4 separate regions of the Homo sapiens genome follow, and all the other regions are linked to region 3. The links are chromatin loops, found by intact Hi-C in ENCODE. Cell type or tissue: endothelial cell of umbilical vein. All regions are shown on one strand. Links, peaks and the distances in the headings refer to the core of each region. The heading gives the core; the rest is flanking DNA. Region 1 overlaps PPME1 (protein phosphatase methylesterase 1). Region 2 has its middle 18 kb from the start of KCNE3. Region 3 overlaps P4HA3-AS1 (P4HA3 antisense RNA 1). Region 4 overlaps DNAJB13 (DnaJ heat shock protein family (Hsp40) member B13).

Region 1 (6,046 bases), core at 542-5,541, 66 kb after region 3:
ACCCGGCTAATTTTTGTATTTTTAGTAGAGACGGGGTTTCGCCATGTTGGCCAAGCCTCACTATCTGCCCACCTTGGCTTCCCAAAGTGCTGGGATTACAGGCGTGAGCCACCGTGCCCAGCCAAAAGTTTTTTGAGAAGGACGTCCCAGGGAGGATGCAGCATGGGCCACTGCTCTCAGGCCCCAGGGGCACACCGGCTTCCACTAATTCTGCCTGAGCAGCCCTACCCAGCAGGAGTAGGGGTAGAATTGCTGTGCCTTGGTCTCCCCGCCCTGTGGGGATTCCCAGTCAGGATGAATGAATCCCCTTATCTTCTTAGCACCATGGCATTTACTGTTTTTCACCTTATTACTGCAGGCAGCAGCTTTTACTATACTTGGATACTTAGGTCTCATTTAACCCTCATAACACCTAGTGAATTAAGGATTATCCCCCCATTTTGGGATGCAGAACCTGAAGTTCTGAAGGAAGTGATGTGCCAGAGGTCACCCAGCTAGTAGGAGGCTGAACTGAGCTTGGAGCATTCCTCTCATTATCAGGTCCTAGTCCTCCATGCCCCTGCCCCACCCCTCCTCTCCTTCTGCTATGGTGTGGGACTAAAAAGGCACTCGTCTGGAAGTCAGGTGGCCTGAGCTCTAGTCCAGATTGTGCTAAGGTATGACCCTGGACAAATCACTTTCCTTGTCAGACCCTCGAATTCCTCATCTGTAGGAGGCACTGCTGATTTGTCTGCCCTCCCCACTCCAGAGGAGTTAGGAGGTCTCAAAGGTTGTAAACGTGCTTTATAAATGATACAGACTGTATCATGTCAGTTATTCTAAGCTTGTTTGATTAGTCATTCTATAAGTCATTATGGAATGGCATCATTCTCATTAATCAGGAAGAAACTGTCTCTGTCAACACTCCATTCACTCCTCAGTCACCTATTGCCTGCACCTGGAAGAATCCAGCCTTTCTGCTAGTCTTGGGTTACAAGGTTTTGCCTGGCTATGGGCTGGAGTTTTCTAGCAAACTGCTGGGAGAGGAAGCCAGCTCGAGGAATAAGGGAGCCTCTTGAGTTGACATAACTTTCTGAGCCCTGGCCCCAGACTGAGAATGAGTTGATTCTGGCTGCTGATGGGGTGGCCAGCTGGAGCAGCAGAGTTGGCTCCAAGATTGCAAACAAAACAGTGACTGCAGGGAGGAGTGTGACTGCGTTTTGCTTTCTCTGCTGCTAGTGTAGGCTCTCTTCTTGCTTTTCCCTTGGTAAAATCTTGACCTTTCACTTCCAACCCCCACTTCTCATGACAGGCCCCTGCATCCAACTTAAGGGTTCTTGGCCCCTCACTTTTGAAATCTAACTAGTCTCTTTCTTGTTCATTCCACCTCCAAAATAATGAGACTATCCTGTTCTCTCAGCCCAGTGGCCACTGTTCTAATTAAGTATACCTGTGTCTTTTCCTTGCCCAATTACAACTGCCTCTTTACTGACCTCTTGGCCTCATGTCTGGCACCCACCAATCCATCTACACAGGCTACCAGAGTGACTTTCCTTTATAAAAAAGACCTGACCTTGTCTTTTTATATGGGGTCATGCCTATTTAATAACTTCTGGAAACTCCTTATTCTTGCCACTTAAGGCCTTTATGCCCTGACTCCCACCTTCTCTCCTGGCTCTTCTCCTATCTCGGCCCATACTCCAGCCACAGTCTTCTTCCTAGGCTGACTTTCAAGTCTCCAGCGCTTGTCTGTGCTGTTCCTTCTGAGATATCTTGCCCTTCCTCCTCCACCTCCACTTTGTGATACTTCAAGGCTCAACTCAAATGCTACCTCTTGGCTGGGTGTGGTGGCTCACTCCTATAATCCCAGCACTTTGGGAAGCTGAGGCGGGCAGATCACTCGAGGTCAGGAGTTTGAGACTAGCCTGGCCAACATGGCAAAACCCCATCTCTACTAAAAATACAAAAATTAGCTGGGCGTGGTGGCAGGCACCTGAAACCCCAACTACTTGGGAGGCTGAGGCAGGAGAATTGCTTGAACCTGGGAGGCAGAGGTTGCAGTGAACCAAGATTGTGCTGCTGCACTCCAGCCTAGGTGACAGAGGAGACTGTCTAAAAAAAAGAAAGAAAAAATGCTACCTCTTGTGAAACCATTCCTGGCCTGTTTCCAAATAGGTTTAGTTACTGCCCACCCCCAACCTTCTTACAACGTGGTCACTATTTCTATCACTGTCTCTCTAGACAATGAGTTCATTTTAAGAGCCTCATTATTTACCTCTGTCTACAAAGTCCATTGGATGCCTGGCACATATTGGGTGCTCGGGTTTGCTTAATCAGCAAATGCTCCTAACAGTATGTTAAGAGCGTGGGGCTATGAAGTCATGCCCCATTCCCCTCATGGCTTTGTCTTCAGTCCTCCCAGTCTCAAGATTCTGTCCCCCATCAGATCTACATCTGCCTCCAAAATGTGCCTACCTTCCTTTTTTGGGAAGGAGTTTCCCTTGGACTTTCACTAGTGTCTATGTGACAGGGCCTTTGGTTTGTCCCAAACATGCTCCTTCTGGCTTTGTGGCAATCCTTCATTCAAGGATTCTGGGATCTCCTTCTTTATTCCCTTCCTGAGTTCATACATGCTGATCTGTAGGCTCTGCAAGGACACTGTTATGGCCAACACATAGTAGGTGCTCGTTAAAGCCATGTTAAGTGAACACATGAATGGTCCCTTCTCTTCTGGGGTGTAATGGAATGCTCAGTAGACTTGGAATCAGAAGACAAAGATGCTGCCACTCTGGCCGTGGCTGTGGGCAAGCCATTTCAAATGTCTGAGCTTTTGCTTCCTTGCCTTTAAATTGGGGATAGTGCCTGTACTTCACAAGGATACAAAGGATGAATGGAGATGAAAGTGCCTAAAACACAACCAACCACAAAGCTCACGAGCATTTCATTCATTCTCAGCCTCCTCCATCAAGTGTAAAGAGGGTTCATCTCCACGGTCATCCTCCTTCTGCTCTTTTAAGTATCTGGTCCAAAATGACTTCTGCCCAGGGTCCCTTGTAGCATGCAGGAACAGAATGATGTGGAAGCAAGCCAGTTTTGAATTCTGACAGTCACTTCCAAGCTGTAGAATTTGGACCTGTCTGCCTACCTGTAAAAGGAACATAACAGCACCTACCTCATAGAGTTGCTGTGAAGATTAAATGAGATGTGTGTCAAGTGAATTAGATGACATTCAAAATTTGAGTGAACCTGATGAACCTGAGTGCCCCTGAAAACCAAGTGATCATGCTGCCCTCTTGTGGACAAGAGGGCACATAGCTCAGCAAAGGCACCCGCAAAGTGTTCCGGTGAGAGAAATCAAACCACACATAAGGAACTTCTCTCCTCTACTAGGGAGCTCATGAACTACCCTGAAATATTTCATCATCAACTAGACAAGAAATTTTCAGACATTGATGCACTTGTTAAAATGCAGATCAGTTCTGATTCAATAGGTCTGACATGGGGACACAGTTCTCTAACGAGCTTCCAAGAGATACTGATGCTATTGGCCCACAGACGGCCCTGAATAAAGTTCCTAACTATAACAATGTAACAGTGTCATAACAGGAACTACTTATTAAATGTCTTACCATGTGCCAGTTAGTGAGAAAGCCAGTTAACCTAGTTTAACTTGTATAATCCTCAAGACCCTGTGGGGTAGGTACGGTTTATCTCCATTTTTCAGATGAGTGAACTACAGCAGAGAGAAAGTTTGTTGCCATACCATACAGTGTAAGGGGTGGGGCTTGGGTTCTAATTTAGACACTCTGGCCCCAGAGCCTGCTAGGAGGAAGCCTCCAACAGTGTGGAGGACCACCCAGGGGGGAGGAGGGCAGCAAAGGTACTGAAGTGATCAAAGTGAGAGATGATGAGGCCTAAGCTAGGGCACTGGCTGTGGGATGGAAAAGAGGGGGACACGGAAAAGAGGATGAACAGGATTTGGTGGTAGACCTGAGGTGGGTGTAAGAGAAGTCATTCACTGTGGGTATCTGGTTTGGACAACTGGAGAGATGGTGATACCTATCACTTATTGAGCCAGGAAACGCTGGAGGAAGAGCAAGTTTCATGGGGAGCAAGTTTCCGGGGGAAGGTGGATTCAGCTTTAGAAACAGTCAATATGAAGTGGCTTTTGGTCATCTGGGAGAGACAGGAGGAGGAACCTGGGCCTACCTGTTCAGAGCTCAGGAAATGATTTGGGTTGTAGATGAAGTTTCACATAAGTGAAGCTATGGTGACTGAGATCATGTGGACAGTGCACAGATTGTCCTGCTCTGGACCAAAGTCGACACAGCCGATAATTAGGAGAGATGGGACTGGAATCCCATCCTGGCTGCAGAGGAGGGTGGCTCTGACCATCCCACTGGGCATTCTGGATCAGGGGACAGGCAGAGCATAACACACTGAAGGGCTATAGGGAAAGGGGTTTCTGGAGTTCCATGACAACTAAGTCCAATGAGCTGTCCCCTGCCCCCATATCAGCAGAAATAAGGACAATTCCACAGAGAAAGACCAGACCAATAAAGGTTGGGAGATATTTATTTTCTTTAAACAAGGTCATAAATAACAAAAAACAAAGTAGGTCCCAGACTCCGGACCATGCAGCAGGACAGGGGTGGGAGGTTGTTGAGTGGAAAGGTGGAGGGGGCTACACATCACCTAAGACAGTCACAGAAAAGATGGGCTTCAGGACACTGCCCCTTCCTGCCCTTGGAAATGGCGTGCCTGGGCAATAGGGACAGGCCACAGTGCTGTGTCGAGGCAGCTGGAAGAAGGCAAAGACTGGGGATGCCAGGCTGTAATGTTTCTGTGTGGAGTGATGTGAAATCCACAAATGGCAAAGAGAAGCTGTAGGTTTGAAGAGGCAAGGGGGCACTGCACACCTCCAGGAACCAGTTATGAAAATGGTTAAATTTGATGATTAAAAACAATTCCATAGGCTTTGGCCTGTGGCTTTGTGCATGGGCTGTATTTAACCTGGGTTGCTCTGTGGCAGGTGAGGGCGCAGGAGGCCCCTGGAGCAGCCTGGCCTCAGCCCAGGGCAGGTGCCCAGACATGTGGGAGTGGGACAGTGGGCTCTCCCAGATGGGAGGCCATGTGCTTGGACCGGCTGGACCTGATTTTCAGGCTCGTTTCTTGTGATGCTATCCACCACCACCGCTCGCTATGGCTAAGGATGGGATCTTGGCCTCTCTGGGTCTTCCAAACCTGGAAGAGTACGACTGGGATAAAACGGTACCTGACTAGTGTTTTATTTGAAAGGGAAAAATAAAGACCACCCCATGCATTGTCCATCCCATGAGGCAGGGCTGGGCCATGCCAAGACAATCTCAAGGAATGGAGGTCCCTGAGCCTGGGAAGACATTTGAACTCAGATGTATCGCCTGATGCTAGGAAGAGGGGCTCAGTATGGCAAATCTGGAGGCTTTACCCTAGGCAACGCAGGGAGAGCAGGCAGGAGCTACCCCAGTACAGGGAAGGGAAAGGAGCAGGGGAGCCCTGGACTGGGGAAGCCGATGTTGGTCAAGGGCCCTGGAAAACAATGCTTTTGGCAGAATACATGAAAAGGTTGGTACATCTCGGGGTGCCCGTCTACCGGGAGCCAGTGTCACATGGCTGGGCGGGATGGAGAGGAGACAGTGGCATCACAGTGGCCTCTGGTGCGACGTATTTACAACAGAGCTCGATGTTGAGGAGGGGTGGACAGCAGGTCACTAACAGCCAGGAAACACACTGTGGAAGAACAGAAAGAGAAGGAAAAACAAATGTAACTATCAATAGCTTTCCCTTGCTTATCTGTATCCTCCAGGAAGCCCTCCCTAATGACCACCAAGGCCCTGGCAAATCTGACCCATTTCACAGCCCTGACCAGAGCTGGACCCAGGGTCTGCTCTCAGTGTGCTGCTCATTTGCCCAAGGCTCCAAATGGTCGAAGGGCCCCAGCCAAACACTGTTTAGTAAGAGAAATTAAGTCTTTATTGTTGGTTCCTGGGATCCATGAATGGTCAGTTGTTAGAGGGATGGCTCAGCA
Region 2 (6,046 bases), core at 500-5,499, 130 kb before region 3:
GTCATCGGCTGCTAGTTGCTACAGAGGTACTTACTCTCCCAGGGTGTGCTCATATTTGACTCAGGCAAAATCTCTGGGGATGGGGACAGCTCTAGGCTGATTATGGCAGCCTGGTGAAGGGGGCCTCTGGGGCTCCAACAGCATCCATGATAGCTGTGCTGTTGGGGAAACGAAAGTAGAAGCAGAGTGTCACATCTTGGGAGCTCCTTCTAGTTTAAGAGACAAGAAGCACACACCAAATAATGAACAAAAATAAGACAATACCAAATAGAACTAAGTAGGAAACAGTATCATTAAGCATCAGAAAGTGTGGGGGACAGATACTAATGTGGTGGTCAAGAAGAGGAGAGGACATCGGGCACAGTGGCTCACGCCTGTAATCCCAGCACTTTGGGAGGCCAAGACAGGTGGATCACTTGAGGTCAGGATTTCAAGACCAGCCAGCACAACATGGTGAAATCTCCTCTCTACTAAAAAAAAAAAAAAAAAAAAATTAGCTGGGTGTGGTGGCGTGCACCTGTAATCCCAGCAACTCAGGAGGCTGAGGCAGGAGAATCGCTTGAACCCAGAAGGTGGAGGTTGCAGTGAGCTGAGATGGTGCCACTGTACTCCAGCCTGGGTGACAGAGCAAGACTCTGTCTCAAAAAAAAAAAAAAGGGGGGGGGTGGGGAGGGGGAGAGGGAAGTTCATGCATATTTCTGGGAAGAAGTAGAATTTGTGGTGGAATATGAACAACTGGTAGGATTTGGTTAGAAAGCCCAATGAAGGGCCAGGTGCAGTGGCTCACTCCTGTAATCCTAGCACTTTGGGGGGCTGAGGCGGGTGGGTCACCTGAGGTCAGGAGTTCGAGATCAGCCTGGCCAACATGGCGAAACCTCATCTCTACTAAAAATACAAAAATTAGCCAGGCATGGTGGTGGGCACCTGTAATCCCAGCTACTCAGGAGGCTGAGGCAGGAGAATTGCTTGAACCAGGGAGGCGGAGGTTGCATTGAGCCGAGATTGCACCATTGTACTCCAGTCTGGGCAACAGTAGCGAAACTCTGTCTCAAAAAAAAAAAAAAAAAAAAAAAAAAAAAAAAAAAAGTCCAATGTAGGCTGGGTGTGGTGGCTCACACTTGTAATCCCAGCACTTTGGGAGGCCAAGGCAGGAGGATCACAGGAGGATCCCAGCCCAGGAATTCAAGACCAGCATGGGCAACATGGTAAAATCCCATCTCTACTAAAAATAATTTTTAAAAAAGCCAGGCATGGTGGTGTGTGACTGTACTCCCAGCTACTCAGGAGGCTGAGGTGGGTGGATCAACCTGAGCCTGGAAAGTCAAGTGGCTGCAGTGAGCTGTGATAACACCACTGCACTCCAGCTCTCAAAAAATAAATTAATTAATTAATTAAAATAAAAAATGAAGGTCCAATATAGTATGATCCAAGCTCAGTGTTCAAAGTAGGTGGATGGCTTCGCTCTACTCAAACATTCAGAGACTGAGGATGGCAACTGCCATCTTCAACATGTAGCTTCCAAGGTCGCTCATTGTCAAAGCATTTTCTGGTTGGTGAGGAAAGAAACAGAATAGAATTCCAGGGCCAGGGACTTACTCTCAAGAAAGCAAGGCAAAAGCTGCGTACATCTCTTCTGCTCAGCTCCATTGACGACGGCTTAAAAAACGTGGCCACAAACTGGCTGCAAGGGGAGCTGGCACATGAGGTGCCTGTCTGAGTAGTCAAGTCCCAGCCAAACATCTATCACTATGGAATAAGGAGAGAATGATTTCTGGTAGACAGCCCCAGAAATCTTTACCCCACCCTCCTCACGCTCCCCCACAGTCTGTCTTCACCCCACCCTCCTAATTCTCCCCCGCAGGATTAGTCAAGATAAAAACATTTATAAACCTGCTGGGAAGGAAGAAGTGCTGTTATTCTGATTAGATCATGTTTTGGAGGGAGGGGGTGAAGACGGGAGCCTTTTGAGAGTATAACTTAGCCTATCCTGGGAGTGTGACTTGTGCTCTTTTTTTTTTTTTTTTTTTTTCTAGCACAGGTGAGTCTGGTCTCTCCTCTCATTAGAATAATATCCAAGATTTCGGTTTAGGCATAGAAGAAATAGACAAAGCAAGGCTTTCAGCCAAACTTGTATGGAAAAAGAATCTTCTTTCAGGTGCTGCTAAGAAACCAAGAACATTATTTCCCTGGATGAAATGAGAGAACCATCTGTGGAAGTGGTTGAACTGTGATGGAGAATGAGCTCCTGGGAACAAGAAAGTCAGAAATTCATGAACAGGAAAGAAAAATTAATATTTGATGAACAACTGAATTCCTCACTGCCTGTTGCCCTGGGACACAGGGAGCTGTCTCACCAAGGTTACAGCTCCTTCTTGGAGCGGCTCACAACCAATGAGGAGCTGATACAGGGATCCAAAGGTCTGATTCCATCACTGATTTGGGGCAACTCTGAGAGGCCATCTTGGCTCCAGAATTCCCCATAGGATCAGCTGAGGCTTCAGTGGCAACCACATTGTGAATTAGCTTCTTCCTCCGCCCACCCCTGCTTTCTCACTTCCTATTTCCCAAGAGTACTTCCCCCAACAACCTTCTGCATGCGATTCTCCATTTCAGTCTGTTTCCAAGAGAATCCATCCCTTCCTCAAGAACTGTGCCCTAACATGGAGTCCATTCCAAAGTCAGTACCAGTGATAATTGAGCAATGGGATGATAGAATGTAGATGAGGCAGTTAGTGGTTCCAGCAAACCAAAAAGATGGCAAGGCAGTGAGAGACCAGCAGTGTAGGAAACAGCCAGCTATATTCATTGAAAAAGAAGAACTAGCCACTAGAGGGCCCAACACTACAGGTTTACAGCTCTGCTGCTACTTTTTAGAGCACAGAATTTTGCCCTTCATCTGGCAGACATCCAGTGTAATTGTCTACACAGTGGGGGAACATTGTTGGCCATGCTTCCTTCTCTTTTACCTATTCTGGAGACACCAGTGTCCTGGCCTGTTCCAATACCCCAGCACCAAGCCCCCGTGCCATTACATATGAGCCTATTCCCATAAATCAAGGCTTCCAGAGCCTGTTTTTAATACCCACTGTTCTCATTGTTTCAAGGGACTCTGAAGATGTGAAATGTGAAATCCAAATAATTGGTTGTGACCATCCTCACCTAGGAATGGAGAGAATCAGCAACATATTGTCTAGTTCTGCCACTTTCTCTACCCCCCATCCCCCCACCCACCAATTTGTAATAAAGATAAGACACACAGACTTAGATGCAAAATATAGTAGCCAAGGGAGAAAGGGGATATGAGAGCCTTCTCAGAAGATGAAAAAGTTTGAGAACATTGTATAATTGAGTGAATTAATGAATTATTTCTACCATGGATTTATTTAAAGACTTAAAGGAAATTTTCTTCTGTACCCTATTTGGAAGGACAGTCCTTTGTAGGTTGGGGGACTTCCCTTACCTCAGGAGGAAAATATTGGGAGGTCTCTATAAATTTCTCAAGGGTCAGAGTTAGATTGTCTGTGAGAGGGAAAACTCTGAGGATTAAAGGGACAAGAGCTGGATTCTACAAGACCAGGAGGATGGAGGGGTGGTGGAAGTCAGCCCGTGAACTCTCCCCCATTGCCCTCATAGTATCTCTGGCAGTGATGACTACAAAGACACCTGGGGGATAGTTACCAAACCATAGCTTTGGGACCATACAGGAGTTCTGGGTGGCCAGGTTTACAATGGAAGCAGTAAATATCTTACGCAAGTGGGCCAGATACCTCTGGCTGCTCCACACCTGCTTGGACAATGAGCACCTTCACCACAACTGCAATGGACTGAGATGGTCCCCCAGGTTTTCCGGATTGGGTAAGCCCTGGGGTTTTTGCATCCCCACAAAGTCTCTGAAATTAGATGTTCCACAAACCTGGCAGGTGGGGGTGAAGCTAAATTTAATTGGATTTGAATTAGACAGATAAAAGTTTGATTTGATTCAGAAATAAATAAATAAATATAATGTTCTTCTACTTGCTATAGAGCAAATTAAATGGGTTACAATATTGGGAGCTCTGACATCGCAATAGCAAACCTAGCCTGGCCCGGTTAATAAAAGAATAGTAATACTCTATTGAGGGGTTGCCACGTGTTAGGCAGTGCATTCTTTCATTTAATCCTCACAATATACCTATGAGGTAGACTGAGACTTAGAGAAGTCAAGTGGGTTGCCCAAGGTCACATGGTTAGTAAATGGCAAACCAAGTTTGTTGGACTCCATGTCTAACTTCTATAGCCATTCATTCCCTGTTGTCTAGCCATTCATTGACTGACATCTAATCCATCATTTACTAATCTGTTTAGCCAGATATGCACTCAGACAGTAAATAGAATTAACAGTTATTCTGTTCCTTAAACATTGAGACAGATCTAGTTGTAGTTTAGAGAACAAAAGAATCTTAGAATCATAGAATGTTTGCACTGGCAGCTGGTCTAGAGGGAAGAGCAAAGCTTTAGAACCAGGTGGACTAGCTTGGAATGTTGGCTCTGCTATTCATTCTGTATATGACCTTGAGCAATTTATTTAACCTAATTCTCAGCTTCCATATCTGTATATCACAAATATATGCACATTCTCTCTAGACTAATATGAAGAGTAGAGATAATGTCACATGGAACAAGTGCAAAAATGCAAGTCCCAGCACAAAATGAAAATGCTGGCACCTTGTTCAAAAATTACCGATAATTTAAAGATGGTGACAGCAGAGTATTAAACCAAGTGTGGGGGCCCTTGTAAGCATAGGCCATGGTGGCACATCCACAGCCTGGCACAGAGTGGGTCTGCAATAAATTGTAGTCCTTTTTCTCTCTAGATCACTGATTATAACCCTCTCCTTTTGCAGATGAGGAAACTGGAGTCCAAAGAAGAGTTTAAAAATGCAAATCAGGGCCGGGCACGGGGGCTCATACCTGTAATCCCAGCACTTTGGGAGGCCAAGGTGGGTAGATCATGAGGTCAGGAGTTCGAGACCAGCCTGGCCAACCTGGTGAAACACCGTCTCTATTAAAAATTAAAAAATTAGCCAGGTTCAGTGGCATGTGCCTGTGATCCCAGCTACTCAGGAGGCTAAGACAGGAGAATCGCTTGAATCCGGGAGGCAGAGGTTGCAGTGAGCTGAGTTCACCCTACTGCACTCCAGCCTGGGCAATAGAGCAAGACTCCTTCTTGGTGGAGGGGGGGAACACAACTTAGTACCAGAGCCAAGACCACAACCAGACCTCCTTTGTTCCTAGCCAGTGGTCTTTACCCAGCATTTCCAAAGCCTGTGTTCTATATGATGATAATAGATATTCCATGTATAAAAGTTTCCATCAACAAGCAAGTTTATAAAACACTGGATTAAGATTAAAGAGACATCTTTTGCAGAGCTCTTCAGAGACTTTTATGTGCAACAGGAGTCTCCAAGACAGGGATATAATATGAAACATTGCACAAAAGTATTTGATGTGGGACCCTTTTGCAGGAGCATATTAAGCGTCTCTCAGAACTCTTTCAGAAATGCCACTCTAAACACTGCCCCAGGGTGATGGAAGTTTCCATGGGTTTTGATCTGTGGGGTGTGGTTGTTTTTATTCTAAATTAGAAGCAAATATATTATTTCCACTAGTCCTTTCTGTCAGCATCCCTGTCCCAGCTGACTTGTGAGCCTGAGGATATAAAGATAATGAAAACCAGACTCCAGGAAAAGCACACTTGTTTAGAGTCACCCAGCTGCATCCATAAGGCAGATGCAATATGCCTCTCTCCCAAGAGTAGAACACAGACAAAACATACACTAGGATCCCAAAATTCTTTCCATTCTGGGTAATTTGCTCACAGACATCACATTGCAAAAGTAATAGCCAAAGTCCCCTATAAAGTCACATAAGAAGCTGGGAAATCAGGATTCTTATCTCAGCACCTTCATTTATTAGCTGTTTGACCTAAATTGATCAATTCATCAGCTCGTCACTTTGCTTTTATCAAATACCTTCTTGCATCAAATTAAATTAATTTCTCCCTTTG
Region 3 (6,046 bases), core at 310-5,309:
TTAAGTACTTCTCTATCCAATTTTGTGCTTTGACTCTTATATTGGTTCAATTTATTTTAATTGGTTAGCTTTTGCCAAATAACAAACTATCCCCAAAGACTTAGTGGTTTAAAATAGCAAGTATTTATATAGCTCATAATTCTGCAAGTCAACATTTGTGCTAAGCCCAGGTGAGTTGTTCACCTGGTCTTGGCTGAGTTTATTCATGGGTCTGAGGCCAGCTGCTAAATTGGCTGGTTCCTGGATAATGTAGAATAACTTCCGCTGGGATGGCTCATCTCTATTCCATGTGATCTCTTGTCCTCCAGCAGGCTAGCTCAGGTCATTTCATATGAGTAGTGGGACAGGACTTCAAAAAAAAGAGCTGAGATGTGCGATGCATGTTGAGGCTTAGACAGAGAATTTGTACCATCTCTCTGCTGCATTCCATTGGCCAAAAATGTCATGATGTCAGTTCAGGTTTAAGGGGAGGAGAAATAGTCTCCCTCCACCTCTTGATGGGGGATGCTGCAAAGTCACAATTCAAAGAGTATGAATTCAGGGAGGATGGAAAGAGTGTGGCAAATTTTGTAATCTACCACAGTTTACTCTTTGACCATAATTATTCACATTGCTCCCACAGGAAAAATATGCTTACCACCATTCCAAGACCCCCAAACACCTCTTGCAATTATGTCATCAGGCTTGAAGACCAGGATCTTGTGGTTCACATCAGGTTTGTATGTGACATTATGGATGTTGTTCTTCTTAATCCTGACACCGATGAATTAAAGACAAGTTATTTGCCTCCCGCATACCTACTGTACATTGAGACGGAGGCAGGATATCCTCAATAGACACTTACATTTAAAAAAGGGAAGAACGCCGGTCACGGTGGCTCACGCCTACAATCCCAGCACTTTAGGAGGCTGAAGCAGGCAGATCACTTGAGGACAGGAGTTCAAGACCAACCTACTAAAATTACAAAAATTAGCCAGGCATTGGGCAGCACACCTGTAGTCCCAGCTACTTGGGCAGCTGAGGCAGGAGAATCACTTGAGCCCGGGAGGGGGAGGTTGCAGTGAGCCGAGATCACACCACTGCACTCCAGCCTGGGCAACAGAGCAAGACTCTGTCTCAAAAAACAAAAACAAAACAAAACAAAATTAAAAAGGGAAGAATGAGAGACACATAGCAATTCTGAACTCCAGCTGGGCAAAGGTTTACAAGTCTCACTATCCCAGGAGAGGGTGTATTTCTTGCTCAGGTCTAGAGTTTACTCCCTGGGAGGGGGTTCCTGCTCCACTGATCTCTGCGGCTCTTGACTATACCCTTTGGAACATATTCCTTGTCTGTCACCTTCCTTGGCTACTTCTGAAGATGTGGCCCATGTTGGTAGCTGAATAATTGGTAGTTTGAATAATTTCAGTCTATTCCATACTCCAAATGACACAACTGTTTTGTGACATCTCTCTAGATTTTATTACTGGTATTTTTGAATTGGGCTTCTGTGGGATCTCACTCTTAAGTTTCCAAGAAGGTTTTTTTTTGTCTAGAGGTCGACTAGACATCACTTTAATTCTTGCAGAGGTCTTTACAAAGTGCCACTATGAAACACAGATTACTGTTTTTCCAGCCTCTAGTAATAATTTCCCATCATTTCCCCAGACTTCAATATGTTTGCTCTTGCCATTTTCCCAGTTTCCAACCACTCCCAATCTCAAAGCTAATGTCACAAATTTTAGGGTATTGTTAATGGCCTAACATCTCACTTTCGGACACCAATTTCTGTATCAGTCTACTTTTGCTGCAAAACAAATTACCCCAACACTTAGTGGCTTAAAACGGCAGCTATTTATATATCTCACTATTGTGTGGGTTAGCAGTTTTGACTGAGGTCAGCTGGATATTTCTTCTGGTCTTGAGTGAGTCCACTTCTCTGTTGGTGGTCAGCTGCCAAGTTGACTGGGTGCTGGCTAATTTCTGATGGCCTCGGCTGGGTTGGCTGAGCACTGCTGCACATGATCTCTCACACTCCAGCAGGCTAGCCCAGGGTGTTCCCTGGGTGCCTGGGCAGAGCCCCAAAAGAGAGAGCCAAAGCATGCAAGGCCTCTGGACACCTAGGCTCAGAACTGATGCACTGTTCCTTCTGTTGCAATTTACTGGTGAAAGAAAATAATAAGGACTTCCCAGATTCAAGCAGGAGATACAAAGTCATATAGCAAAGGGTGTGGATATGGAGAGGAATAAGGATCATGGCTGTTTTTACAATTTGCCATACCTCCTCAGAGGCCACCCTCATCACAAAGTGGGAGGCCATCCTTCCCTTCCAAATTTTATCTTTATGTGACATATGTACATATCAAAAATATATAGTTTTTTCCCCTGTGAGTTCTATATGTTTTTAAATGAACTATTTCATACATACTACATAATTTGTGCAGTATAAATGTAAGGTATAAAGAATAGGATGCTTTTGTACTTACCACGCAGGGAAAGAAATGCAATTTTATCAATATATTTTAAACTCCCTGTATGCCCCTCCCAACCTAATATTCACTTCTTACCTGGACTATGCAGTTCCTTCCTGTCTTACCTCCTCCCATCAGCTCTACCTGCTGAAGCCAGCATGATACTAAAAAACAAACATCGAATAATTCCTGTACTTAAAACTATTCAGTCATTTCCCATTGACCTTCGAATAAAATCCAAATTTATTTATAGAGTAGGCCCTTCGCCATCTGGCTCCTGTTTACACTTCATGCCTCATTTTTGCCATTCATCCCTCAATGTGCTATGCTTATTCTCAAAACAGATCATTGAGATTTTGCCAAAGAAAGTGGCTTCCGTAGTTCCGTGCACTTCCTCTTTTGGAGCATGTGTCACTCTTGTTGTTGGCTGTTTGCTTCTCTGTCTCCACTACTTAACTTGTCCCCACCTGGCTCTGAGGGTGAGGATCCCAATGTCTGCTGGGTCCCTCTGGGGCCAAGCACAGCAGCTGGCACCCGGGATGCTCAGTAATAATTGAATGGATGAATGAATGCTAGACTCTGAGGACAAAGAGAAGCTTCACAAAAATTTCCTAGCCTATGTGAAGAACAGATGTATTGAATTAATAAATTGATCTCTCCGCTAAGCCAACAGCAAATGTGGGACTAGGATGGTGGGTTTGAGCTGGCCTATAAGCTCCACTAGGGGTCACTGTGGCAATGCCTCGGAGTCTTAAAAAATCACGTTATTTCCATGGAAAGACTCTACCTACTTCGAATGGAAATGTGATTTTTCAAAGGTGGTAGTGGTTTTATTTTGTGTTTTAATAAGCTCCCCATTCAGTCCACTGGAGAGAGCTGTATGTGAGCCACCCGTGAGTCTGAAGGACTTAGTAACCCCTGCTTGGTGCCCACTTTATGCCTGTAGTGGTTCTTCAACTTGGAACCACCATAACAGCTTTCACAAACATGATTTAATTTATCTTCCACATCAGATGTTGGCAGCCAGGATAGAGATTGTTATTATTTCCATCTTAAAAATGATATTTCTAGAACGTTAAGTAATTTTCCCAAGGAATCACAGCTGGTACCTACCTAAGCAGGGACTTGAATCTGGGTCTTTCGAATACAAATGTATTAGTTTACTAAAAATATATTGAGTTCCAGGCTCTGTAAAAGATGATAGAGATGCAAAGACATGCCCCCCAAACTTAATGTCTTAGAAGCAAAGACTGTCAAAGCGGAAAGGAACTTTGAAGATCACCTAATGAAGTGTTCTCAACTCGGATGTGTGTAAGAATCACCTCAAGAGCCTGTTATAAATGCAGATTTCCTGGACTTTGCCTGTCTTCCACCCTCTTACAGTCTGATTCAATGAATCTGGGTGGACCTTGGAATCTGAATTTTTCATAAGAACATCCACATTTACCTGAATAATTCTGTTGCAAATAGACTGTGGACCACACTGAGAAACACTGATCTATTGGTTTCATCCTTTCATAATATAAAGGAGAAACTGAGGTGATGTGAGTCCCCTGGAAATATTCCTTGGATGTAGAAGGGAGGCTAACCCAGGAACTGATAATGAGCAATGTGAAGTAATGATGCAATGGAAAGAGCACTCGACTGAGAGCTGGGGACCCTGGGCTTACCGTCTTGCAGCTGAGTCACTTCATTTCCATAAACTGGTTTTCTCAACTGTAAAATGCAGGACAATACATACTTCATAGGCTTATGATGAGGACAGGCAATTCAAAAGATTTGGAAGAAGACTGGCACTAGAGACACTTGATAAAGAGATTAACAGGATTGTTTTGAATGCTCTTTCTACTTTATTTATCTATTCTCTTATTTTCATTTTTATTTTCTTGGCTGGGTGTGGTGGCCCACGCCTGTAATCCTAACACTTTGGGAGGCCGAGGTGGGCAGATTGCCTGAGCTCAGGAGTTCAAAACCAGCCTGGGCAACACGGTGAAACCCTGTCTCTACTAAACAATACAAAAAAATTAGCCAGGCATGGTGGTGGGCGCCTGTAGTCCCAGCTGCTTGGGAGGCTGAGGCAGGAGAATTGCTTGAACCTGGGAGGTGGAGGTTGCAGTGAGCCAAGATCACGCGACTACACTCCAGCCTGGGGGACAGAGGAGGACTCCGTCTCCAAAAAAAAAAAAAAAAAAAAAAAAAAAACAGAATTATTTTCTTGAGACAGAGTCTTGCTACCTTGCCCAGGCTGTAGTGCAGTGGCACAATCATGACTCACTGTAGCCTTGATCTCCCAACCTCCTTTCTCAGCCTCCCAAGTAGCTCGCACCACAGGCATGCACCACCACTCCTGGCTAATATTTTTATTTTTGTCTCTCTACGTTACCCAGGCTGGTCTTGAACTCCTGGGCCTCCCAAAGTGTTGGGATTGCAGGCCTGAGCCTCCATGCCTAGTCTATTCTATATTTTTAAACGAGTACTTGCAATTGCCAGGCACTCAGCTAGGAACCATCTCACCTATATGAAGTATATGATCTAGTGTAGCAGACAGCCATTAATTATACAAATAAGAAGTAATAATAATAGTTATTATTATTATTATCATTATTATTCTGAGACAAGCTTTCACTCTGTTACCTAAACTGGAGTGCAGTAGCGCAATTCTGGCTCACTGTAGCCTCAACCTCCTGGACTCAAGCAATCCTCCCACCTCAGCCTCCTAGCTGGGACTACAGGCACACATCTCCACAATCAGATAATTTTTAACTTTTCTGTGGAAACGGGGTCTCACTGTTGCCCAGGCTGGTCTCGAACTCCTGGCTTCAAGTGATCCTCCTGCCTCAGCTTCCCAAAGTGCTGGGTTTACAGGCGTGAGCCACTGTGCCTGGCCCAAATAAAAAATTATAATTGTCATAAATGCTACCAAGGGAAAATACAGGGTGTGTTTTGAATAATATGAAGACTTGAACCTAGTCTGCAGACAAATAAAATGTCCCTGAGGAAATGACTCAAAGGATGAGTAGGATTTAGTCTGTCAGAAATTCCGCATGAATCAGGAAAGAGCTTGCCAAGAGCAAGAAATGAAAAGACAAAAGGCCAGCATGGCTGGAGTGGAGAGAGCAGAGGAGAGTGGCACAAGCTGAAGCTGAGGGTGGTTATTATTTCCAGAGAAGCCTTTCTCTTTTCCTGACTTAATAATTATTTGAAAATCTTGATCTTTTCCTCAACTCTTTTCTGTCAATTTTTTTCCATTTTAAAACTCAAAAGCCTTATTATAGTAACATTTCCTCAAAACTAATACAAATTTTTCACTATTTTGACATTCAGAAATAGGGATGGTCTAGTAATACAGGTTGAAAAAAAACTTGCTATTTAGCAAGTTGTTCCAAACAGGAATGTAAGTTGAGCCCTCACAAACTTACCAGTGTTCGGAAAATACCTATTCTAATGTCGTCATGTAATTATTTACACTTGTAGCATAATTTCATTAAATTTTAGTTTGTTTTAGTTAAACTTGGAACACTGCTATTACTCAAAGTGACTTCAAAAATTCCTCTCTGATCCAGAAGTAAAACAAAATATTATAGTTAGGAGGTTCT
Region 4 (6,046 bases), core at 710-5,709, 360 kb after region 3:
AAAGGGGGCAAAAAGTGCAGGCAAAGGAATGTGTCTTCCCTGGCTCTGAATGCCTCTTCTCAGGACTTAAGGATTCAGCACGCCTTGGACAATAAATTTATGTTTTTATTTAAATAGTATTTAATTTAAAATTATTATTAATAGGCCAGGCACGGTGGCTCACACCTTTAATCCCAGGCACTTTGGGAGGCCGAGGCAGGCGTATCACCTGAGGTCAGGATTTCGAGGCCAGTCTGGCCAACACGGAGAAACCCTATCTCTATAAAAATACAAAAATTAGCTGGGTGGCTGGGCGCAGTGGCTCACGCCTGTAATCCCAGCACTTTGGGAGGCCGAGACAGGTGGATCACCTGAGGTCAGGAGTTCAAGACCAGCCTGGCCAACATGGTGAAACCCCGTCTCTACTAAAAATACAAAAATTAGTCGGGTGTGGTGGTGCATGCCTGCAATCCCAGCTACTGGGGAAGCTGAGGCAGCAGAATAACTTGAACCCGGGAGGCGGAGTTTGCAGTGAGCTGAGATCGCACCACTGCCTTCCAGCCTGGGTAACAGAGCGAGACTCTGTCTCAAAAAAAAAAAAAAAAAAAAAAAAATTAGCTGGGCGTGGTGGCACATGCCTGTAGTCCCAGCTACTCAGGAGGCTGGGGCAGGATAATTGCTTGAATCCAGGAGGTGGAGGCTGCAATGAGCTGAAATCATGCCACCTCACTCCAGCCTGGGCGACAGTGAGACTCCATCTCAAAATAAAAATAAATAAATAAATAAATACATAAATAAATAAAATTATTATGATTAAATGGTTTCTGAGTAGCTCCTGTAATTGGGCTTTATTCTGAGAAGCACTGAAGAAAATCAGGAAAACACTGGAGTTCAGACTGGGATCTCCTTTCAGCTCCCATGTTCTTGCCCTGGGCAAGTCCCTTTCTTCTCTGGGCCCCCATTTCCCACTCTGTAAAATGGGGACAGTCCCTGGGCTGCCTGTTCACAGAAGCACTGTAAGGCTAAGGCTCTGTTCCTTGGAAGGAACATTAGGGATCCCATCTCACCCACTCTGCAGACTGGGCTCTCTACAGACCAAGGCTCACAGGGGCAGGAAAAAGTATTGCCTCCTTTCCCTTCCTTTCCTCCTCAGTCTTCCCACCGCCTGAGCTCAGTGACTGACCTGAGTCAGCTTCTTCCCCCCTCACCTGGTCCCCTTCCTTCTCAAAGGTGATGCGTGTGCCCTGCCTCCAACCGGGCTTCACATCAATGGTCAGGATCTTGTCCTTGATGGTGGAGGAGTACCCATCCTCGTTCAGCACCTATAGCAACATATCAGGTGTGGGGAGGTCTGCTTAGGACTTCCATGAGTACAGTCGAGATTTGCTCAGATTTTCATGAACACTCAGGTGACCTTTGCACACGTGAAAGATGCTCTATGGGATTTGTACTTGGGCTCAATCCTCTAGCAATGGGAAGAGCCTCCAGCAATGGGGAGAGCCTGCCCTGAGCCACTCCCACTCCCATCCTGTTGCCATGACAACCAAGAACTTATGATTCCAGTATGGCAGAGGATGCCATGAGACTGGGGCTGGGGGCTGAGATGCCAAGCAGTCACCATTAGTTGATCAAACACACAGCTCCAGCCCTGGCCACTAACAGATACATGGTGAAAATGTACTCCATTCCTCTCTCCAAATCCCAGAGGCCCGGCCCTGAGCCTCCAGCAAGTCTCTTAATCCCAAAGAGAGAAATGAAAGTCAACATATCTAAGCCTCCCCCAGTGCATTCCCCACTGGGGATCCTTCCACTCCCCAGTCGCATGTCCAGATGGGTTCCATCTGTGGAAAGCATGGCCGCATCGGCATCTCCTCTGCTGGGCAAAGGTGGAGGGGGCTTGCTCTTATGCCTGGCACAGGGCTGGGCCATGGGACAGGGCCAAGCCAAGGACTAGACATGAGGCACTGAGGGTCTTCCTCAACCCGTCACCTTGGGGACTATCTCCCAGCCCACCCTCCATGCCCACTGTTCTTTCTTATGCACGAGGCATGCACCCTGATGAAATCCTGGGAATATGGTCTGGTAAAGCCCAGAAGGAAGAATTCAGAAGAGACTCCTCCCATTCAGAGCCTTTCCAGTTCCCACGGGGATGGGGCTGAACTGAAAGAAAGGAAGGGAAAGAGCCTGTCCCAGTTGGGAAGGCTGCAGAGGGCACTCCTGCACTAGGAAAGAACCGGGCTAATGTCTTCAACTGTCCCTTCCGAATTTCAGATTCCGGAATTCTAACATCCTAGGTCTCTGAATCTAAGGTTCCATAATTCCATCAGAGACCATCCCTGAGTCCTCCCACCCAGGTAAGGGAGGAGGCAGCTGCTAGGCTGCAGGAGATAGGTGGCTCCCGGGAGGAGCAAGCTGAGTACTCACCCTTCTGGAGATCTTAATTTTTTTGGTGCAGCCAAAGAATAAGTCCTCCAGGGACAGGTAGAGATCCCGTTCGACTTGGGGGTCCTGCTTCTTGACCCCTCGGCCCTGGAGCCCCCCAAAGTTCAAATCTACCTCACTTCCTTCTGCATCAAAAAACTCTGCAGGAGGTAGGGAGAGGAGTAAGAGAAATTGTATCCAGAGACCCAGACATGCGCGCGCGCGCACACACACACACACACACACACACACACACACACACACACACACACAGCCTCCCTATCCAGATATGCTCCCCAACCTCTTCAGTGTCCTGTGTAACACCCAGCATCCTATAACCACCTCTCAGACTGGCCAAGCCAAGGAGCTGTCTTCAACTGCAGATGCAGTGATTATCATCCTTTGCCATTTCCCACTGCTTCACCTCCCCTTGGGACATTCCCCCCCCACCCCGCCCAACGCTTCCCCGTCTCTCTTATTCACAACTCGGATACCGTAACTCTGGCTGTCTCAGGAAAGGGAGGCACTCCCTCTGGTGGCCGCGCTCAGGAGTGCCAGAAGAGACTGCTGGTAGTCCTCGGCAGGAAGGTGAGAGCCTGCCAGTCCTCTCTACTCTTCCCCAGACTCCATAACCCTTCGCTGTCCAGCCCAGCCCAAGATTGCTAAAGACCCCAGACTCAAGTTTCTATAAAGCTGTCAGCTGAGATGGGGGAGGGAAAGGGTTGGTCCCTAACAATTTGAGAGGCCACCGGCATTCCCCAAACTCCTCTTTCCTCAATTTCTTTTGCCCCTGCCCAGCTCTGCACCCATAACCCCTCTTGCTGCCCCCATCCTTCCTCCCAGTGCAAAGACAGCCCCATCCTGGCTCTGCCCCTGATGTGCTGTGTGATCCGTGGGCTTCAGTGTCTTGGTCTGTGGGATGGGGTAATAATGCCTGACCTGCCTTCCACCATTAAGATGAAGAGCTAAAACTTGCTGAGAGCTTACTATGCGTCAGGTGCTATTTTTGGAACCTTACATTATTATTTCATTGGTCCAGGGAGCCCAAACAAAACGCTTAAGGTCCCGTAGCTAGTAAGCAGTAGAGTTGGGATCTGAACCACAGGACAATATGACTACGGAACCTGTGTCCTTAACCACTGTGCCACGCCGCATCGCTAGATGTGGAAGCCCCTCATAAGCTGTAAACTCGAGGGGCGCTATGGTTAAGAGTTTTCATATTCTGCCTCTCATGGTTAATGCCATGGAATGAACTTCACAGGCTAGAATGGTGAAATGACCTTAGGCAGGGATGGTGAGGTGACTACACTATGTCCCTCTAAGATGCGATGGGCAATCAAGAGGCCTGAATCTTCTGGTCCTCCTGTTGCATTGCTGAATTCACTTGTTCACCCAGACCTACAGTGTACCAGGCAGTAAACACCCCAATAGCCAGTCCACAGGAAGCCCAGCCCCTCAACCCTGCAGGGAGATGGGACTCAGGAACCCTTGGGGTGGAGCACTATGGCAGTATAGCTTCTGGGCACTGCCTGAGGAAGCCCAGACCCTGAGCCTGACCTTTCCCAATGAGCGATGCCCTGTAGACTCACTTGGCTCCTTTGAACTGAGACAGGTAGGGAGGCAAGGTCCACTGTATGGCATTTTTGGACTGCAAAGCCCCTTTCATTTTTTTTCTTTTTTCTTTTTTTTTTTTGAGACAGAGTCTCAATCTTGTTGCCCAGGCTGGAGTGCAATGGCGCAATCTCGGCTCACCACAACCTCCACCTCCTCGGTTCAAGCGATTCTCCTACCTCAGCCTCCTAAGTGGCTGGGATTGCAGGCATGCACCACTGTGCCTGGCTTTGTTTTTTTGTTTTTGTTTGTTTGTTTGTTTTTAGTAGAGATGGGTTTTCTCCATGGTGGTCAGGCTGGTCTTGAACTGCCGACCTCAAGTGATCCGCCGGCCTCAGCCTCCTGAAGTGCTGGGATTACAGGTGTGAGCCACCATGCCCGGCCGATTGCAAAGCCCCTTTTCATAAACATTATCTCATCTGATAATAGCCCTTGAGCCTTAATGATTATTTTGGCTATGTAATGGTTAGGAAGCTGGGGTTTCAGAGGGGTGAAGAAATTTTCCCAGGATCACACGGTTCACAAATGGCAGCGCATGGATTGGAAACAGGCCCGCTACTCGAAGCCCCTTGCTGTTTTCAGTCTCACGTGGAGCTTATAAACTCAGCTTCTTCTGGCAGACACGTGAGGGTGGCACAAGGTGGGAGCAATCTCTGAGGCAGAGGGGCTGTAACCCACATATTGGCACAGAAAAGAGAAGGAAAGAACTTATGAAGTTCAGAAAGGCTGAAGTATAGTCAGGGAGAAGGGGCAAGAGGTGTAGGAGAAAACAGGCAGTGAAAAATCTAGGCCTTATGTGGGTATAACTGGAGCCAGGAAGTCAGGTGTGAAGGTCTTTTCACTGCCTTTGCAAGATGATTCTGAGCCTCAGAAATCAACTCTTGGTCAGTTTGTCTCAGACCTGGAATCACGCACCCATCCACCTACTCAGCCATCCTTCCGCCTACCCAGCCATCCATCCGCCTACCCAGCCATCCATTCATTTACCCAGCCATCCGTCCGCCTACCCACCCACCCACCCACCATGTGCTCGTCTATTCATTCATACACCCACTCATCCATTCATCCATCTGTCCTTCCTTCATTTCATGCATCCACCCATCCACACTCACTCTTGTCAGATGCTAGGCTGGGATTTGGCTACGCTGAGATCAATCAGACCTGGAGGATCTCCCAGTCTGGTAGGGAGACAAGCATATTAGGGAAACTATAAATAGCACAAGAACTGTTTTAACTGCAAAAGAGACAAGAGGTATCTTCCCACAAATACAATATTAGCAAAAGACTGGGAAGAAACTACCCATCAATAAGACAGTAATTAAAAATAATAAATTAGACCTGGCATGGTGGCTCATGCCTATAATCCCAGCACTTTGGGAGGATGACGCAGGCGGATCACCTGAGGTCAGGAGTTCAAAACCAGCCTGGCCAGTCTTGAGTGGAAACCCCATCTCTACTCAAAATACAAAAATTAGCCAGGCATTCTGGTGCCCACCTGTAATCCCAGCTACTCGGGTGGCTGAGGCAGGAGAATCGCTTGAACCCAGGAGGCAGAGGTTGCAGTGAGCCAAGATTGTGCCACTGCACTCCAGCCTGGGCAACAGAGCAAGACTTTAATAATAATAAATTATAAAACATCCATGGTAGCCATGCTGGCACTTGGCATCTGCTCTGTCCTCCTTCTTGCATACCTTCCCTGCTAGAGAATCTGTAGAGCCAAAAGGAACATCCCCCAGACTCTCTTGCAGCTAAGGTTCTGGCTTTGAATTCTGTTCATCAGGTAGTTCCTGAGCTGCTTGGGAGGCAGGAAGAAGGCGGCAGGCATCTCTCCGTGGCTCTGTCTGGAGCTGGTGGGCACTGTTGTGGAGACACTAGGTTTTTCTGCAGCAGCCTTTGTGGGTCCACCCACGAGTTTCATGCCTGTCAGAGGCAAGTGAGGCAGCAGTTGCAGCTACATTCATGGTGTGCTCTGGAATGCAACGGTGACATTTCCTGATTCCTTCTTTGTGACTGTGGCAGAGACAGCAGCTCTCCT

What was found. Peaks named below come from ENCODE experiments on the same cell type or tissue, not always from the same donor. Only the 100,000 strongest peaks of a DNase experiment are listed, where the experiment ranks them.
Region 1: a loop joins it to region 3, with 12 times the contacts of the local background. A loop is called at or near these places in 59 of 110 quality-filtered maps.
Region 2: a loop joins it to region 3, with 5 times the contacts of the local background. A loop is called at or near these places in 12 of 110 quality-filtered maps.
Region 4: it touches region 3 in a loop (14-fold over the local background); 12 of 110 quality-filtered maps call a loop at or near these places.

What each region holds. Positions count from the first base shown.
Region 1 is chr11:74,253,194-74,259,239 of GRCh38, reverse strand. It overlaps PPME1 (protein phosphatase methylesterase 1), which reads right to left. Exons shown (of 14, transcript NM_016147.3): 14 at 4,537-5,748. The coding sequence ends at 5,730. It also overlaps a transcript of P4HA3 not described here. Among named protein-coding and RNA genes, the nearest start is that of P4HA3-AS1, 55 kb to the left of the region's middle. In endothelial cell of umbilical vein, for the core only: a CTCF peak has its summit at 3,288 (motif pointing left); DNase peaks (open chromatin) are centred at 1,099 and 3,259.
Region 2 is chr11:74,446,299-74,452,344 of GRCh38, reverse strand. No RefSeq gene overlaps it. Among named protein-coding and RNA genes, the nearest start is that of KCNE3, 18 kb to the left of the region's middle. In endothelial cell of umbilical vein, for the core only: a CTCF peak has its summit at 2,833 (motif pointing right); a DNase peak (open chromatin) is centred at 2,824.
Region 3 is chr11:74,318,802-74,324,847 of GRCh38, reverse strand. It overlaps P4HA3-AS1 (P4HA3 antisense RNA 1), which reads right to left. Exons shown (of 7, transcript NR_120556.1): 4 at 2,547-2,614; 5 at 845-2,141; 6 at 638-753; 7 at 143-507. Among named protein-coding and RNA genes, the nearest start is that of P4HA3, 10 kb to the right of the region's middle. In endothelial cell of umbilical vein, for the core only: a CTCF peak has its summit at 3,164 (motif pointing right); DNase peaks (open chromatin) are centred at 2,737 and 4,097; H3K27ac peaks cover 3,284 bases.
Region 4 is chr11:73,961,393-73,967,438 of GRCh38, reverse strand. DNAJB13 (DnaJ heat shock protein family (Hsp40) member B13) reads right to left here. Exons shown (of 8, transcript NM_153614.4): 4 at 2,404-2,561; 5 at 1,188-1,301. Among named protein-coding and RNA genes, the nearest start is that of DNAJB13, 13 kb to the right of the region's middle. RefSeq lists silencers at 2,671-2,760, 2,781-2,890. In endothelial cell of umbilical vein, for the core only: a CTCF peak has its summit at 2,971 (motif pointing left); a DNase peak (open chromatin) is centred at 2,898; H3K27me3 peaks cover 153 bases.